2 separate regions of the Homo sapiens genome follow, and region 2 is linked to region 1. A link is a contact called in ENCODE Hi-C or POLR2A ChIA-PET data. All regions are on one chromosome and are shown on one strand. Each heading gives the region's core, a stretch centred on a gene start or an enhancer-like site at or near the end of the contact. The rest is flanking DNA. Distances are from core to core; before and after follow the strand shown. Region 1 holds the start of NENF (neudesin neurotrophic factor). Region 2 has its middle 81 kb from the start of MIR3122.

What was found. Hi-C counts contacts between places; a loop is a spot of excess contacts on that map. ChIA-PET counts read pairs that join two places held with the same protein, here RNA polymerase II (POLR2A). Pooled maps may share reads with other maps.
Region 2: a loop to region 1 is called in a pooled map, with 2.7 times the contacts of the local background. The contact joins the enhancer-like site here to the promoter of NENF in region 1. A Hi-C loop is called at or near these places in 1 of 37 single-sample maps with no recorded cell type and 2 of 50 pooled maps. POLR2A ChIA-PET finds 5 or more read pairs at or near these places in 1 of 52 experiments (WTC11).

Annotation. Positions count from the first base shown.
Region 1 is chr1:212,428,920-212,434,273 of GRCh38, reverse strand. NENF (neudesin neurotrophic factor) reads right to left here and starts at 1,354. Exons shown (of 4, transcript NM_013349.5): 1 at 1,154-1,354. The coding sequence starts at 1,330. LOC105372906 (a long non-coding RNA gene) reads left to right here and starts at 1,457. Exons shown (of 3, transcript XR_922577.4): 1 at 1,457-1,649; 2 at 2,430-2,533; 3 at 3,943-4,313. RefSeq lists an enhancer at 759-848, a silencer at 1,009-1,568 and a cis regulatory region at 2,992-3,279.
Region 2 is chr1:212,156,432-212,161,632 of GRCh38, reverse strand. No RefSeq gene overlaps it. Among named protein-coding and RNA genes, the nearest start is that of MIR3122, 81 kb to the right of the region's middle. RefSeq lists an enhancer at 291-400. Within about 2 kb of position 2,437, at least 2 of the 41 ENCODE cell types and tissues checked have a DNase peak (open chromatin) inside an H3K27ac peak, as active enhancers do.

The DNA.
Region 1 (5,354 bases), core at 105-2,604:
GCACGGATGCCTGGACTCTGAACCATCTGGTTCCCTCTGCTACCGGCAAAAAGGCATCCCTTAACATCCTCACATCCCAGCCATGTCTCCCTCCCTCGGTGTCCTCACTGACTCATGGTTCTAAATGGCCCCTTCACAAATGATGCCCAAACTGGCATCACTGACTAAGGGCCAGGTTTCTGATACCCCCATGCAATCCTAGTCCATATAAGGCCAATTAACTCAGGAATTAGCGAGACCAGGCCAGAGGGTTTTGAAAAACATCAGGCCTCTTCCTGCTCTACCACTAACAGGTGGCAGGCCTCAGTTTCCTTATGTGTAAAAGCAGGAGATGGGTTCCTGCCAGCTCTGAAATACTATGGTACTATGACCTCCCCCCAATGCCGTTCCCCCGCTCCACATCTAATATCAGCCCCCTGTTGGTCCTTGTCGTGCGGCTCCAGTCCCAACCAACCCAGGTGGGCAGGTGGTTGTGAGTTTTCTGGACGCCTCTAGACTATTGACGTGTGTGGGTGTGTGTGGGCGGGGGGGTCTCTATTGACGTGTGGCGGGGGGGTTGTGGGGGTCTCTAACCTCCAGTCCACCCTCTGCGCTCACTTCCAGCTTTGGCTGAGCCCCAGGGGTACATGACCTAAAAGTGGGTTTGAGGAGTCCGATGCAGAGGCCTGGGATACAGGGGCAGGAAAAGGAAGTGCAGGCAAAGACTGGCTTATCCCAGGACCTGTCTCAATTCCCACCTAACCCAGGGAGCAGGCTCTGCTTCCCTCCCTCCGTCCCCCGCCACTCCCCACTATGCGTGGGCACAGTAAACGCCTCGGCTGATGCTAACATGAAAACCAAAAAGTTCTGAGGTCTGTACGCAGATCATCAACGAAAAGGCGGCTAGAGGGGAAATCTCCCGGGGACCGAGGGAGAAGTTCAGGGTGGGGTGTGCGGGCAAAGCGGAGCGCTCCGACTGTTGAGGACTCGTCCTCACCCCTCGGCCATCCTTCGGGGCCTAGAGAGAGGAGGCCCCCCGCCGGCCCAGGGCGCCCGCCGCGGGCCGCGCGTCCCCCAGAGCTTCCTGGGCCGCCGGCGCCTCCTGGGTCCCCGCTCGGCTCGCCGCAGATCGGACGCCACCCCGGGTCCCTCGGCCCGCGACACCCCCGCCTACCTCCTCCCCGCCATAGCGGGCCAGCTCCTCCTCGGTGAAAAGCCGCACTGGGGGCCCCCGCTCGGCAGGGCGCGGTGTCTGCCCGGCCCGGGCTGTGGGCAGCCCCGGGGCCAGCGCCAGGACCAGGGCCAGCGCTGCCAGCGGCCGCAGCCGCCGCCGCGGCGCGGGGCCCACCATGGTGAGCGCGCAGCGCAAGGCAAGGCCGGGCCAGGGCGGCGGGGCCCTAGCACGCCCGCCCAGCGTCCCGGAGTCCCGCCCCGCGCCCAGAGCCTCCCCGAGGGCGGGGACCCGAGAACTCCCGCCCTTCGCGCGCCTCCTGCGCCCCGGGGTGGGGCTGGCCGGGCTACTCGGGCCACGCAGCTGGAACCTGGAAATTAGGATTGGAATCCTGAACTCCTAAATCCAAACTACAGACTGGAAGTTACCAAAAAATGTCACAGTGGTTCCTTGATCAGGTAGAAAGATGACAGAGCCCAACATACCAGAACCTAGAAAGGTATATTTCTAAAATAAGACCCCAACTGTCTTAATTCGCTTTTATTTTTGGCTGATTTTTTTTCTTCCTGGTTGTGTTTAAGTTTCTGGTTCCCAAGGAGATTTTTGCAAAGGGTAGGGTGCTGTTACCGATACGCCCTGAAATAATAATAGCTAACATTTGTGCCAAACTTTGCTCATTACTTTATGCAACAAATATTTTTGAGTACCTCCATGTACCAGGTCACTGGGGACTCACCACTGAACAAGACAGATCCACGCCCACGTGAAGCTTACATTGTGTGGGCAGATAGACAATAAGATGCTAAGTAGTATGTTAGATGGTGGTAAATACTAGGGAGAAAAAGTAGGGCAAAGAGATAGGGAGCACTGGGATGGACATTTTATTTTATTTTATTGTTATGTATTTATTTATTTTTGAGACGGAGTCTGTCGCCTACGCTGGAGTGCAGTGGCGCCATCTCGGCCCACTGCAACCTCCACCTTCCGGGTTCAAGTGATTCTCCTGCCTCAGCCACCAGAGTAGTTGGGATTACAGGCACCCACCACCACGCCTGGCTAATTTTTTTTTTTTTTAATTTTTAGTCGAGATGAGGTTTCACTATATGCTGGCCAGGCTGGTCTCGAACTCCTGGCCTCAAGTGAACCATCCACCTCATCCACCCAAAGTGCTGGGATTACAGGTGTGAGGAACGGTGCCCGGTTATGGGGATGGTCATTTTAAATAGGCAGGTTAGGGAAGGCCTCACTGAGAACAGGGTATTTGCATAAAAATCTACAGGAGGCGAAGGAGGCGGTCTAGAGGGAAGAGCACTTTGGTCAAAGGATCAGGTGCATAAATGCGGAGGAATGAGGATGCCCGGCTTGCTGGAGGATCAAGGGAAGGTAAGAGGGGTAGGTGAAGTCAGGAAGGAAGCGGGTAAGGGAGTGGGGGTGGATCTTGGGGGCTTCACAGGTTATTTTCAAGACTGGCTTTTACTTTCAAGACTGGAATAGAGGAATTAACAGAAAAAGGGTCTCATTCCAGACCCAAGAGCAGGTTCTTAGACGTCCACGGCAAAGAATCAGGGCAAGTCGCAGAGCATAGTAGTTAAAATAGTTCATTAGAAACTACTCCATTTCTAATAATAGTACTACTGTGTTTCTGAGTAGTATCCTTGCTTTGAAGTAGTACTAAGCAAGTATTGTTTATATAGGAGCACCTCTGCCTTCAATGTAATGCTTGCTTTTATAGGGCTAAAACTAGCGTACTTCATTACAAAAGCCTATGATCAGCTTGTTACAGACTATTAGTATTGTTATTCTCTTGTGTAACTATTGACTTCAGGGAGAATTTATGGGTGTACTGTTATCTTTAAAGTGAAACTCATTTTTAAACTAAGAATGCCTTTTTCCATTATCTCATTTCCTCAACCATAAACATCTTGTGAAGAGTGCCTATCTTCCTGGGAAAGTCGCCCAGCAGGTTTGGCTTTATCTGACCTTTATTCAAGATGGAATCACTCTGGTTAGGACACTTCTGACATAATTCCCTCCTCCTTTTTACAAGGAGACCTTTAATCCTAAGGGGTGCAGGGGGACAGAGATCCATCTTCAGTAACTTCAAGCTGAACAGAAGCGATGATATTCCTGCCTAACCATTAGGATCCCTTTGCCCAAAGTAGAGAGCTAGCCAGTCAGAAAGCATCTGTATAGTGAGGACCAATCATACATAATTCTAAGTCCCAGAAAAAGGTGAAATCTAGAAAATTAACGTGTTAAATTTAAAGAAGCATTGAATAAGCTTAACTCTTATTCCTACATAAAAAGTACAATGCAGTATATTCCACAGCACAAAACAGAATGAATAGAATTATCCCAAGCATGCTAAACAAAAAAAGTTTCCCAAGGACTAGGCAGTTGTTAGAACCAAGCTGATATGGGGTCAACTGACAGCGTGTCAATGGCAGAGATGTGGGTGTCTAAGTCTTTTGTGGCCTGAGTAACATTATGTGAATAGTCTGGAATGTATGCATAACATTCTGTTTTGATTATAGCATAAGTTCCCCCTTTGAGCTGCTGTTAACATGTCCAGAGCCATAGTTTCATAAGGCTATCTGTCTAATTTGAGATGTTTCTTCAGTCAAGAGGGTAAGGGCATGGCGTGTATTATTGAAAACTGCAGCTGTGTTTAGCTATGGCTTTGGCTTGAAGCTCAATGTCAATTGTGGCTGCCTGTGGGGAGAAGACAGTGTCAGGCCTCTGAGCTGAAGCTCAGCCATTGTAACCCTTGTGACCTGCACCTATAAGTCCAGATGGCCTGCAGGAGCCAAGAAGTCTGGAGCAGCCAAAAAAACACAAAAGAAGTGCAACAAAAGAAGCTCCTGCCTTGACTGATTGACCAGCCTTACGACGTTCCACCATTATGAATTGTTCCTGTCCTGCCCCAACTGATCAATCGACCTTGTGACATTCTTCTTCTGGACAATGAATCTTATGATCTCCCCACCATGGACCCTGTGACCCCCTCCTCTGCTGACAATAGATAACCACCTCTAACTGTAACATTCCACTGCCTACCTCAGTCCTATAAAGCTGCCCCTCTCCTATCTACCTTCGCTGACTCTCTTTTCGTACTCAGCCCACTTGCACCCAAGTGAATAAACAGCCCTGTTGCTCACACAAAGCCTGTTTAGGTGGTCTTCTATACGGACACATGTGACAGATAGCCAATGGGTAAAACAACCAAGAAGACTGCTTTTGTCACTTATGACGAGCTTTTACAGTTTCCCAGTTAGATGGGAGAGATTATAATTTAGTGAGGATACATCCTGGGAGATGAAGATGACCCTATGTACATCTTCCAGTCCAATTATAAGGCACATATGGCCAGCCATGTGACCCACATGCCCATAATCAACCCCAAGGAGAAGTACAAGCACCTAGCCATAAAGACTCATTTTGCCATCCCATCCACGTTTGGCTAGTTACAAGAAGGGTGCAATTATAGTGTTGGGGTAGTAACCATTCCATGTTACAGGTTTCAGTGTAGTAATCACTGCTATTGTCTTTCAAAGCATAGGGGCACTCTGCCTAATACCTGAACTTAGACAGCTGTCATCCATTCATCGTGTACAGTATAACCTTACGTCAGAGTGGAGTTTAATTTTCTGATCAAACAAAAAAGAGGCTTCTTTGTTTCACGGTGGGAAGGGAAAGGGCTGGGCCCTGTGTTTCTGTAGTAGAAGGGAAAAAGGGTGGTCCATTTACCCCAATCATAATAATTTCCCCATATGCTCATAGTGGCTGGCAGGATGTGCCAGGGCAGCCTGAGGTGGAGGAGGCATTAGTTCCGTGCATACTCAGCAATTAGTGTTGTTGTGTAGGGAGGCTAAAGTCTGTGCCCATTTGGCAAAGAGATTGCTTCTTAGCTGGTTCCAATACATGCGCAGAATTAAGATGTTAATCCAAATCTTTAAGTTATTCATCCTTCTTGTTTCTTCTGAGCAGGCGCCAGAGATCAGTGGTTGGTACACAGGGATAAGTGAGATCAGTCTCAGCCTGTGGGACTTCATAAGAAATGGGTTTAATTCGAGATAAATGAACCCAGCTGCTTATTCCTTGAAGTTTAATTGCAGTTTGGGTACTAAGGAGTACTTGGTAGAGTACTTTGTACAAGTACTTTGGGGAAGGTTGATCTAACGGAGACCCTTCCTTCCAAGTTTTT
Region 2 (5,201 bases), core at 1,188-3,687, 270 kb after region 1:
ATTGGACCAGGCAGTAATATCCCTTGAACACAGTGGAATTAGGTCAACCTCCTACCACCACTAATCCTGGCATCTCTCCTCCCCCAGTGAGCTTCCTATTTGGCCCTGTTGGGTTCTCACTTGGTGCCAGTCTGACTTTCTTGGGTTTGCTTTCTATTCTTTTGGCAGGACCCAGAGCAGGTACAATTCCCTTTGTGTTTGTTTAGAAACTGCTCTTCAGTGGTTGAGAGGAGTTGGGCCTCCCAGTCACAGTGTTTTGGTGGTTTGTTTCCATTTCTCCTTTGTGGTTGTGTTTATGACTGTGGTACAACTACTTGGAACTGAAATGTAGTTTCTTTGGAGACAGGGGTATTCTGTAGACACGGTGAAATTCCTTGGACTTGGAGGGTCTCCAGAATGCAATACAATATCTCTAACTGGCTCTAGAACTACCCAGAGTGAATAGGATTCTATTGTTACAGCTAGAACTAGGGTGAATGAATGCAGGATTCTTCATTTATTCAGCCAATGTGTGTGAGCACTTCTAATGTGCCAGGCACTACTAGTACTGGGAAGAATAAAATAGCCCTGACCATTGCAGCCAAGATTTTCTTTGTTCCCTTTCTAGGCCATCAAGCACAATGCTTCCAGGTTAACCTTCACACACTCACACTCACACTCACAGGTGTTAACACTTACTGTATGTTAGGGTAAAAAGTTGGTAGGGGGCCGGGCGCGGTGGCTCACGCCTGTAATCCCAGCACTTTGGAAGGTCAAGGCGGGTGTATCACCTGAGGTCGGGAGTTCGAGACAAGCCTGGCCAACATGGCGAAACCCTGTCTCTACTAAAAATACAAACAAACAAACGAACAAGAGGGCATGGTGGCCGGCGCCTGTAATCCCAGCTACTCGGGGGGCTGAGGCAGGAGAATCGCTTGAGCCTGGAAGGCAAAGGTTGCAGTGAGCCAAGATCGCGCCATTGCACTCCAGCCTGGGCAACAACAGTGAAACTCGTCTCAAAAAAAAAAAAAAAAAAAAAGTTGGTAGGGTATAGTCCCTGTCACTCAGAAACACAAAATTATCCTACTTTAAGGCCTGTTTGGAATGAATGAAATATATTTATTCTACCAAGTGCTTGGGACTAGAATAGAGTTATAATAGAAATGCATGGAGAGTACAGGAGCATGAGAACTAAATCTACTTCAAAGGAGTCATTTGCTGAATACCTACTACATGCCCAGCGATAGAGAAAAACAGCTTCAGCTTCAGAGCTGAGATGTGTGGACTTTTGAGTAACAGAAACCTGAGTTTGTAAACTGGATCTACACACAGCTGTGTGACCTTGGGCAAGCTATTTATCCTCTCTGAGCCTCACATTTCTTGTCTATGAAGTGGAAGAAATAATATCTACCACAAAGCATTATTGGAAAGGATAAAAGAGACTTTTTTTTAAAATTAATTACTTCATTTTTTTGAGACGGAGTCTGGCTCTGTCGCCCAGGCTGGAGTGCAGTGGCGCAATCTCGGCTCACTACAAGTTCCGCCTCCCGGGTTCACGCCATTCTCCTGCCTCAGCCTCCCGTGTAGCTGGGACTACAGGTGCCCACCGCCCCACCCTGCTAATTTTTTGTATTTTTTAGTAGAGACGGGGTTTCACCGTGTTAGCCAGGATGGTCTCGATCTCCTGACCTCATGATCCACCCGCCTCGGCCTCCCAAAGTGCTGGGATTACAGGCATGAGCCACCGTGCCCGGCCTTTTTTTTTTTTCTTTTCTTTTCTTTTTTTTTTTTTTAAAGCTTTCAGTCTGGTAGCCTTTTGTTCTCATTTACCACCATATATGAGATTGTTTTTTGGTGCCTGACTGTTGCGCTAGACCATGAGCTTCCCAAGGGTGGTGACTGTCCTATTCAGTTTCGTATCTACTGTGACTGTTGCTTGTTGAAGTGACTGTTTTCAGCTCACCTCTGGTTTCAGAGTCTGCCTACCAGAGACCCTCACAGCTGTTGCTCACGCTCACATGCTGTGGCCCATGAGCCTGTGGCTAAGCTGAGCTGATTCTCACTGCAGAGGACAATATCAGTACTGGGTCATGGTGCAGGAAGCTGCCTCTGGTTAAGTTGCTCCTTTTCTCCTGCAGGTTTCTGATGTGCCCCTTCCATTTCAGCTTCTACTCACACCAGGTTCTTGAACCCACTTGGCCCCAACCCCTCTCTTGGTGCCTATGTGGGCACTGCCTTGTCTGCCTGCTGCTGACTTCCTGCCTGGCCTGATTCACCAAATCCAAGGCCACCTGGCTCCCTGGTAGTCTGATTGACAGTATTGTATGCCTCAGAAGTTTGTGGTCACACAGGAGCCACCCCAACTGGGCTCTAGATCTCTGACCCAGTGACCTACTGGTCACCTTGTTATCAGCTTGGCCGCCCCAGTTGGACTCTGGCTCCACCTCTACCCACTCAACATACAAGCATTGAGTTCTGAAAGTGTACCAGGCCCTGTGATAGGCAACACGCAGATGAATGACGTGGTTCTTGCCCTGAAAGACACCTGTAACTGTCCCTGTCTTCAACATTCTCAGGCTAAAAATGATGTTGTTAGAAAAAGAGTCTGCAGCTGGTGAGAGGACTGGTTGCGGGAAAACACCTTTTTCACAGCCACAGTGAGGTTTCTTTGCCTGCTTTGATAAGTAGATAGCAGTGTGCCATCTGGCAGAGAACTAGGGTAGGATTCTTTACCTGACCTGAAAGAAATGCACAGACATGAAGCAGGTATAACAGAAGTGAGATATAGGCCAGGCGCAGTGGCTCACGCCGATAATGCCGGCACTTTGGGAGGCCAAGGCAGGTGGATCACTTGAGGTCAGGAGGTCGAGACTAGTCTGGCCAAAATGGTGAAACCCTGCCTCTACTAAAAATACAAAAGTTAGCCAGGCATGGTGGTGCACACCTGTAATCCCATCTTCTTGGGAGGCTGAGGCAGGAGAATTGCTTGAACCTGGGAGGTGGAGGTTGTAGTGAGCTGAGATCGCTCCACTGCACTTCAGCCTGGGCGACAGAGCAAGACTCCATCTTAAAAAAAAGTGAGATATAATTTCTGTCCTCACAGAGCTTGGAGTCTGTGGTAAGCAGAATAATGGCTCCTGGAGACGTACACATTCTTATCCTCAGATGCTATGACTTTGCTATGCTACATGGCAAGGGGGAATTTAGATTATAAGCAGAACTAAGGTTGCTAATTAACTGACTTTGAAATAGGGAGATTGGCTGAGTGTGGTGGCTCATACTTGTAATCATAGCACTTTGGGAGGCTGAGGTGGGAGGATCCCGCGAGGTCAGGAGTTCCGTGACCAGCTAGGCAACATAGTGAGACCTCGTTTCTGCAAATTTTTTTAAAAAAATTAACCAGGCATGGTGGCACGTGCCTGTAGTCCCACTTACTTGAGAGGCTGAGATGGGAGGATTGCTTGAGCTCAGGAGGTCAAGGCTTCAGTGAGCCGTAATTGTGCCACAAGCACTCCAGCCTGGGCGATAGAGTGAGACCCTGCCTCAAAAAAAAAAAAAAAAAAAAAAAAAATCAGGAGATTATCCTGGATTATCCAGGCGGGCCCAGTGGGATCACAGGATCCTTAAACATGGAAGTTCAGTGTTAAAATGATGTGATATGAGAAAGACTTGATCAGCCACTGATGGCTTTGAAGATGGCCAGGGAACCTAGGAACAAGGGCAGTCTCTAAAGGCCAGAAAAGGCAAGAAAAGTTTCTCCCCTAGAGCCTCCAGAAGGAACACCTGACACCATGATTTTAGCCCAGTGAGAATCATTTCAGACTTCTGACCTCTAGAACTATAGAACATTAAATGTATACTTTCTAATCCACTGACTTTGTGGTAACTTCTCATAGTAGCAATAGGAAATAAATACAGTCCAACTGGAAATATGGGAATTAAAGAAGGGATTACAATTCCAAGTGATGTGTGCAGGGACATGAGAAGTAGGGAATGCTGTGGGGATCCCCAGAAGTTCCCTCCCGCCGTGGGCACGGTGGTGGAAGAGTCAGCCAATGCGTTCTGGAGGAAGAGGGCTTGGTACCCTCAGGAGAAGGAAAGGAGCCAGGCAGGAAATCTACTGGAACTGTGTGAGGAGGGCAATGACCTGATCCGTCCAAAGAGCTGTGGGAGGACCTGGGCTCTGAGTGAGGCAGGTGTGCAGAGCTATCTGGGTTGGTTCACCTGGGTTGGCTCCTCTGCCTGAAGTTCCTCCCACATGAAGAAGAATTTGGCTAGAGTTCAAAATGTCAATGGTGGATGAATAAATTGGCATAGTCATACAATGAAATGCAGTAAGTCTTTACAACTTCCCCGGTAGGTTCTTGGAAACTGAGACTTTAGGTGAAACCAATTTTACCATAGGCTAATGGGTATAAACAAGAGTTAAGTTCCTTCGGCATATTTCTGGTCGCAGAAACAGCTTCTAAATAAAGACAAAAACACTTCTAATATGAAATGTTTAAATAAATGTGAGCTACATATAAGTACATTTAAGGAAGATTAATAAAATCAAGTACGATCACTATTTACCCGCTTATTCCAGTTCAGGATCTCTGGTTGCCAGAGCCCATCCCGGCAGCTTGGGGTACAAGGCAGGAACCCATCCTGGCCAGGACACCATCCTATCGCAGGACACACTCACACACACACCCACTCTCACTCAGACTGGGACCATTGAGGCACACCAATGAGCATCACGGGTACAGCTTTGGGATGTGGGAGGAAACCGGAATACCCGGAGAAAACCACGCAGACATGGGGGAAACATGCAAATTCCACACAGACAGCAGCCCCAGCAGGGAATCCATTTTATTCTCATCAATGTTATAATGAAACAACAACATTGTTTGAAGATCTGCCGTATTACACTTCAATTAAAAAGTAAATAAAAATATTATTTTGGCCTAGGGTGGTGGCTCATGACTGTAATCTCAGCACTTGGGAGGCCAAGGTGGACGGATAATTTGAGGTCGGGAGTTCAAGACCAGCCTGGCCAACATGCGGAAACCCATCTCTACTAAAAATAAAAAAAAAATGAGCACGGCGTGGTGGCGCACGCCTGTGGTCCAAGCTACTCGAGGGGCTGAGGCAGGAGAATCACCTGAACCCAGGAGGCAAAGGTTGTAGTGAGCCAAGATTTTGCCACTGCACTCCAGCCTGGGCAACAGAGTGAGACTCTA